Linked DNA regions of Homo sapiens: region 2 is linked to region 1. The links are chromatin contacts, found by Hi-C or POLR2A ChIA-PET in ENCODE. All regions are on one chromosome and are shown on one strand. Each heading gives the region's core, a stretch centred on a gene start or an enhancer-like site at or near the end of the contact. The rest is flanking DNA. Distances are from core to core; before and after follow the strand shown. Region 1 overlaps LOC101928573 (a long non-coding RNA gene). Region 2 has its middle 35 kb from the start of E2F3.

Region 1 (3,539 bases), core at 771-3,270:
AAATATACAAGAGGAGCATGGCTGGAGGTGAGGGAGGAGAGATGGAAGGACCTGTCGTCTCCAGCTGGATATTGCAGGAGACTCAACATGTTCAAAATGCAATAATCTGGTCTCTAGACTACACCTGCTCTTCTTCCCTAGTTAAATAAATGGCACGACCATCTATTCTCCCCTTATCTTCTCCTGGGCTGTTTTGTTTTCTTACCTGCATTCTTCCCTATACCCTTCTCTCCCCACAAGCCAATCTAATTATTTTGTCACTTGCACCTTCTAAATGTTTCTCAAATCCATTAATTTTTTTGGCCAATATATTGTTTTCTCATTTTATTGAAGTGGAATCTCGTTCTGTCACCAAGGCTTGAGTGCAGTGACATGATCTCAGCTTACTGCACCTACCACCTCCTGGTTCAAGCGATTCTCCTGCCTCAGCCTCCCAAGTAGCTGAGACTATAGGCGCAGGCGACTGCGCCCGGACTAATTTTGGTATTTTTAGTAGAGATGGAGTTTCACCATGTTGGCCAGGCTGGTCTTGAACTCCTGACCTTAAGTGATACCCCCACCCTCAGCCTCCCCAAGTGCAGGGATTATAGGCGTGAGCCAGTGCACCCGTCCTCTCTTACCGTTTTAAGTCTTCATCTCTGTATTCTCCCCATAAATTCACGCCTTCCTCAATTGCAACATGTTGTTTTTATTCCTCACACACGCAGTTCTCTCCTCCTGCCATGCCTTTGCTCCCACTGTGTCCGGAATTGGTGAGTTCTTTGTCTCACTGACTTCATGAATGAAACCGCAGACCCTCGCGGTGAGTATTACAGTTTTTAAAGGTAGCGTGTCCGGAGTTTGTTCCTTCTGATATTCAGATGTGTTCTGTTCCTTCTGATATTCAGATGTGTTCGGAGTTTCCTCCTTCTGGTGGGCTCCTGGTCTTACTGGCTCAAGAGTCAAGCTGCAGACTTTCACGGTGAGTGTTACAGCTCACAAAGGCAGGGTGAACCTAGGGAGCAGCAGCATGACTTATTGCAAAGAACAAAAAAACAAAATTTTCAGGGTGGAAAGGGACACGAGCGGCTTGCCACTGCCGGCTCCGGCAGCCTGCTTTTATTATCTGGCCCCACCCACATCCTGCTGATTGGTCCATTTTACCGAGAGCCGATTGGTCTGTTTTACAGACAGCTGATTGGTCCGTTTTGACAGGGTGCTGATTGGTGCATTTACAATTCCTGAGCTAGACACAAAAGTTCTCCACCTCCCCACTAGATTAGCTAGACACAGAGTGTCAGTTGGTGTATTTACAAACCCTGAGCTAGACAGAGTGCTGATTGATGCATTTACAAACCTTGTAGCCAGAGTGCTGACTGGTGCATTTACAAACCTTGTAGACAGAACGCTGATTGGTGCATTTACAAACTTTGCAGACAAGAGGGCTGATAGGTGCATTTACAAACCTTGAGCCAGATAGTGCCGACTGGTGCATCCACAAACCCTGAGCTAGACGCAGTGTGCTGATTGGCGTATTTACAATCCCTTAGCTAGACAAAGATTCTCTAAGTCCCCACTAGACTCAGGAGCCCAACTGGCTTCACCCAGTGGAATCACACACTGGGGCTGTAGGTGGAGCTACCTATGAGTCCCACACCACGCACCCCCCCACTCCTCAGCCCTTGGGCAGCGGATGGGACCAGGTGCCCTGAAAGAGGGGGCAGCGCTCATCTGGGAAACTCAAGCGGCACAGGAGGCCACAAAAAGATGGGGAGACTCAGGCATGACGGGCTGCTGGTCCTGAGCCATACAAATAGCCTGCCAGGAGGCAGTTAAGGCCCAGCAAGAAATTGAACACAGAACTCGTGGGCCAGCACTGCTGGGGGAATCCAGCACACCTTCCATAGCTGCTGGCCCAGGTGCTAAGCCCCTTGCTGCTCTCAGTGCAAGGCTCACCACGCCCACCTGCGTGCAGTACAGGTTCCCGCCCGTGCCTCTCCTGCCGCACCTCCCTGCAACCCAACGCGGCTGCTTCCGGCCTCAGTCAGCTAAAGAGCTCCCACGGTATAGCGCTGAGCCGAAAGGCTTGTCAAGCACAACCAGAATGAGCAGAGGACAAAGAGGAACTGAGAGCAAGTGAAGGGTACTGCCATACCGTTCTCTCTCACTACCACTGTGTCCAGAATTGGTCTGACTTCAACAAGGAAGTTGTTGTTGTCACACGAATGTTACAGTTAAGGAGAGTGTGTCTGGAGTTTGTTCCTTCTGATGCGGTCAGTTTTTCTCGAGAGCTCATGGTCTATGCCGGGTCGGAAGTAAAGACTGCATATACTTCGTGGTGACTTACCGCACTTAAAGCAATATACATTAAAATTGTTTTTTCCTCCTCGTGGGTTCATAGCTTATACTGGCTTCCGGAGTAAAGCTACGTACTTTCACAATTTTTCAGCTCATAAAAGCAGCCTAAACCCAAAAAACATAACCACCACAATATGAAAGTATAGTGGAGCAATTTGGCACTCCTGGTTCAGGCAGTCTGCTTTTATTCTCTTATCTGGCCCCACCCACATCCTGCTGATTAGTTCATTTTACAGAGAGCTGATTGGTCTGTTTTACAGACAGTTGATTGGTCCATTTTCACAGGGTGCTGATTGGTGCATTGACAATCCCTGAGCTAGAGGCAAAAGTTCTCCACCTCCCCACTACATTAGCTAGATACAGAGTGTCAATTGGTGTATTTACAAACCCTGAGCTAGACACAGAGTGCTGATTGGTGTGTTTACAAACCTTGAGCTAGATACAGAGTGCTGATTGGTGTATTTACAATCCCTTAGCTAGACATAAAGAGTCTCCAAGTCCCAACCAGACTCAGGAACCCAGCAGGCTTCACCCAGTGGATCTGGCATTGGGGCCACAGGTGGAGCTGCTTGCCAGTTTCACGCTGTGCGCCCGCACTTCTCAGCTCTTGGGCGGTCGATGGTACTGGGCGCCCCATGGAGCAGGGAGCGGCGCTCGTAGGGGAGCCTCAGGCCGCGCAGGAGCCCGTCAGGAGAGGGTAGGGGAGGCTCAGACATGGCGGGCTGCACGTCCCAAGCCCTGCCCCGCGGGGAGGCAGCTAAGGCCCGGCGAGAAATGGAGCACAGCAGCTGCTGGCCCAGGTGCTAAGCCCCTCACTGCCCGGGGCTTGCAGGTATGCCAGCCGCTCCGAGTGCGGGGCCGGCCGAGCCTACGCCCACCCGGAACTCGCGCTGGCCCGCAAGCGCCCCTTACAGCCCCGGTTCCTGCCCGCGCCTCTTCCTCCACATCTCCCCGCAAGCTGAGGGAGCCGGCTCCGGCCTTGGCCAGCCCAGAAAGGGGCTCCCACGGTGCAGCGGTGGGCTGAAGGGCTTCTCAAGCGCGGCCAGAGTGGGCGCTGAGGCCGAGGAGGCACCGAGACCGAGTGAGGGCTGTGAGGGCTGACAGCACGCTGTTGTATCTCAACTGTCCCTTCACCCAGCTAACTCCCGCTCAGCAGGTGTCGGCCTTTCCTGACCCCCTATGTTAGTCGTGCTTGTCCTGTG
Region 2 (3,539 bases), core at 419-2,918, 46 kb before region 1:
GATAAACAACTCTAGAACACCAGATATGAAGTGTAGAAAGAAAAACTTTTAGAGTCGTTGATTTGCAGGCCAGGGGCCTTCCTGCAAGCAACCTTTGGGTTTATCATTGGGTTTATTGTTAATTGGTGAACTATTACACCCCCACAGTGGACCCATGATTATAAGACAGATCCCCACTTGCAGGAATTCATCAAATAAATGGCCTACTCTGCCTTCTGTTAATTTAATCTCCAATCCACAATGCTTCATGTTAGTACTCCTCAAGTAGAAAATGGATGTCATCCATGCTTATGTAATTTCTAGTTGAGCTCTTTAGCTCCAGCCATGCTTATTTGTGAGTCATAATTATGTCTGTGTAAAACACTGCTGCAAGCCCTGTGTGCCTGTGTGGGTGTTTTATGCATGGGTGTAGTCTACAGCCTGGGAAGCTAAACCTGTTGGTGAAGGGATTTTCATTTACCTAAGAGAAAGATCTTAACACTTAATAGAGAGCAGATTAATTTCAGCTGGTTATTTAGATAGAAAATATGGTTTGTTTGTGAGAGTGTAACCGGATGGAGCCACTGTCCTCCTTTCTCCCCAGCAACTCTCGGGGGTTAGGAGTGGGGAGGAGGATCAAAGAACTCATAACTTCTCCCAGGCTGGGCAGTCTGTGGTTAGTTTTTCTGCCTACCTGGTAAAGCCATGGGGTCCTCCACCTCTGGAGCAAGATTAGACCTCTCTTTGAGTAAAGGAGAGCCAAGGAAGTATAATGGATAGGCCTCTGGACCCAGAGCCTGCTGGGACCAGAGTTGTGTGCTCATGGGCAAGTTTCCTTATCTCTAAAATGGAGCAATAATCATATCTATCTAAAGGTTGCTGTGAGGATTAGATGAGTTCATTCATGAAAAGAGCTTACTGCCCTACATGTTGTGGTGCTCAAATAGCTGTCTTCTGAAGGGTTTATGGAACGGTCCTAAAATGGGAGCTGACTCGCTCACTCCCTTGAATCATACAAAGGGATAAGAGGAAGCCTCCTGTGGATATTCTCCTACCCTCCCTCCTCTTCTCCTCAATGTCCCCTCTCTGTAGTAGGCCTCTTCTGAAAGCCCTCATCACCTGGTTGCTCTGCCTTGTGCTTGAGACTCTGGTAAGGGTGATTCCTTCTTTGCCATTTTTTTTTTTTTTTGTGACAGGATCTCGCTCTGTCACCCAGGCTGGAGTGCAATGGCGTAATCATGGCTCACTGCAGTTTCAACCTGCTGGGCTCAAGCGATCCTCCCACCTCAGCCTGCCGAGTGGCTGGGTCTACTCAGGGGAAAAAATTTAGCTACCACACCAGGATAATTTTTTTATTTTTTTTGTAGAGATGAGGTCTCACTCACTATGTTGCCCAGGCTGGTCTCGAACTCCTGGGCTAAAGCAATCCTCCTGCCTGGATCTCCCAAAGTGCTGGGATTACAGGTGTGAGCCACTGCACCCAGCCCCACTTCTTTTCCTTGAGTTGAATTCTCAGGCCGGCTGTAGTGTGTGTTTGTCTTCTGTGAGGCTGTGTCTCTTCCACCCCCACTCCACCCCCATCCCCGCAGGCACCACTGCCTCCTTGCCAGGGCTGATTCTTTTCATCTTGCTCAAGTTCGGGCAGCTCTGTCAAACCCCCTGTTTGCTCTGATGGAGTGTGGGTGACTTCGTGACTGCCTTCCCACCTTATCTGAGACCAGTTTGTTTTCCCCAAAGTGCTATAATTTGCGGCTGGGTGTTTCCTGTTTTTTTGCACCCTCTGGGCATGGCAGGGGGAGCTCAGCAGAGACTATGTTTCTATGTTTCTTCATTAGAAAACCTGAGCTCCGGGCTTATTTCTATCTCAGTTCATCCCTCTGGTGTACCCATTTCCACAGGCTTTGGCTCCCTTCTCCAATTAAGAGTACAGCCCTGGAGTCTTCTCATTCATGTTACTCCAGTTGACTGTTTCACCCAATTTCTCCCCAGCAGCCATTTTCATTCACTGCAGTCAGAAGACAGAAAAGATAAGGATAAAGCATACCGATGGGCTCTTTGCAGATTTAGAATACTGATGAGAATGCTTGGGATTCTATGGCCCATGAGTGAAAGAGTTGGGATTGGTAGCCCTGCCAAGATGCTGTCCTGCTTAGCTCCAGAATCTTATTTTCTTCCTGTACCACCTTTTTGGAGGCTTATGGTATTAGCATGTGCTCCTTTCCTCGTCTGATTGCTGCTGGTGGATTTTGAGGAGTTTTTTTTTTTTTACTTTTTCTGTTACTTCCTTAGGAATTAGCTATGAAGCAACACCATTCCTCCATATTAATCCAAAGGTTACATTTTTTTTTCTTTTAATATGGATGAGACCCAACTCCTTATGAAATAAAAACCCTGACCTTATTAAGCTATAATTCTTTCCTGGGCTGGCTTTTTCTTTACGAGGCTCTGCACATAAACAGCCATACTTCTCCAGCCACCCAATCAAATGGCAACATATTATACCTCCAGCCTTCAAATATCTCCTCAATAACCGAAGTAATGGTAGATCAGGGAATCGGATCAATGTGCCACACTAACTAATTTGCTGTAGCCAGCCACAGAATCAGGTGTCCCTGGAGAAAAAATGATGTAGTACAGTGTTTATCAGTATAGACTTTGGAGCCTGACTGCTTGAGTTCAGTTTCTGTTTTCACCACATACTAGCTAGCTGTGCAAATTTTAACAAATTGCTGTTTCCTGTACCTCTATGTCCTTATATGTAAAACGGGATGATGAGAATTAATTTTACCCACCTCTTAGGGTCCCTATGAAACTTAAATGAGTTATTTTGTATGATATGTTTAGAGTAGTGCCTAGCTCATTGTACCTATTTAATACATAGTAGCTATTATCTTCCTTTCTTCTTCCATTGCTGTTTATTTGTTTAGTGTCTAATCTGGCTATTTCTGGAAAATCCTGGTCTTCACCGACTAGGAGAAGCAAATGTGCTTTTACTTAAAAAGAGTGATCTAGAAATACAGCAGCTTTGCTGGGTATGGTGGCGCATGTAATCCCAGCGCTTTGGAAGGGTGAGGCTGAAGGATCACTTGAGCCCAGGAGTTCAATGTTGCAATGAGTTAGGATCATGCTACTGAACTCCAGCCTGGGCAATAGAGTGAGACCCTCTCTCAAAGAAGAAGGAAGAAGAAGAAGAAGGAGGAGGAAGAAGGGGAGGAGAAGAAAAGACATATAACTGCTCTGCTGATAGGAAGTAGAAATCAGGACAAGAAGCAGAAGAGATGAAATAAGCAGGAATTATTGAAACTGGGTGATAGGTACATGGGTGTTCAATATATTATTGTCTAATTTTTGTGAATATTTATTTTCTATAATAAAACTGTAAAAAGAAAAAAAGAGATAAACTCTAAAATCTGTCAGTGTGGATCAAGAGCAGTGAGATGGGAACACTCATATATCCTAGGTGGGAGGCCAAATTGCTATGAGCTGCTTAGACAACAATTTGACAGCATATATCAAGAACCCTAAAAATGTTTGTTCCAGTTACTACAGCTGTGTAAAAA

What was found. A loop is a pair of places that touch in the nucleus more often than their neighbours do. ChIA-PET counts read pairs that join two places held with the same protein, here RNA polymerase II (POLR2A). Pooled maps may share reads with other maps.
Region 2: a map of CD8-positive, alpha-beta T cell shows a loop between it and region 1 (7-fold over the local background). The contact joins two enhancer-like sites. A Hi-C loop is called at or near these places in 8 of 168 maps with a recorded cell type or tissue (CD4-positive, alpha-beta T cell, CD4-positive, alpha-beta memory T cell, CD8-positive, alpha-beta T cell and 2 more), 4 of 37 single-sample maps with no recorded cell type and 14 of 50 pooled maps. POLR2A ChIA-PET finds 5 or more read pairs at or near these places in 21 of 52 experiments (CD4-positive, alpha-beta T cell, CD4-positive, alpha-beta memory T cell, CD8-positive, alpha-beta T cell and 13 more).

Annotation. Positions count from the first base shown.
Region 1 is chr6:20,318,657-20,322,195 of GRCh38, reverse strand. It overlaps LOC101928573 (a long non-coding RNA gene), which reads right to left. Exons shown (of 4, transcript XR_007059489.1): 3 at 621-994. Among named protein-coding and RNA genes, the nearest start is that of E2F3, 81 kb to the left of the region's middle. RefSeq lists enhancers at 1,593-1,642, 2,383-2,462. Within about 2 kb of position 2,020, at least 13 of the 41 ENCODE cell types and tissues checked have a DNase peak (open chromatin) inside an H3K27ac peak, as active enhancers do; they include CD4-positive, alpha-beta T cell and CD8-positive, alpha-beta T cell, where a contact is called at or near this core.
Region 2 is chr6:20,364,745-20,368,283 of GRCh38, reverse strand. No RefSeq gene overlaps it. Among named protein-coding and RNA genes, the nearest start is that of E2F3, 35 kb to the left of the region's middle. Within about 2 kb of position 1,668, at least 4 of the 41 ENCODE cell types and tissues checked have a DNase peak (open chromatin) inside an H3K27ac peak, as active enhancers do; they include CD4-positive, alpha-beta T cell and CD8-positive, alpha-beta T cell, where a contact is called at or near this core.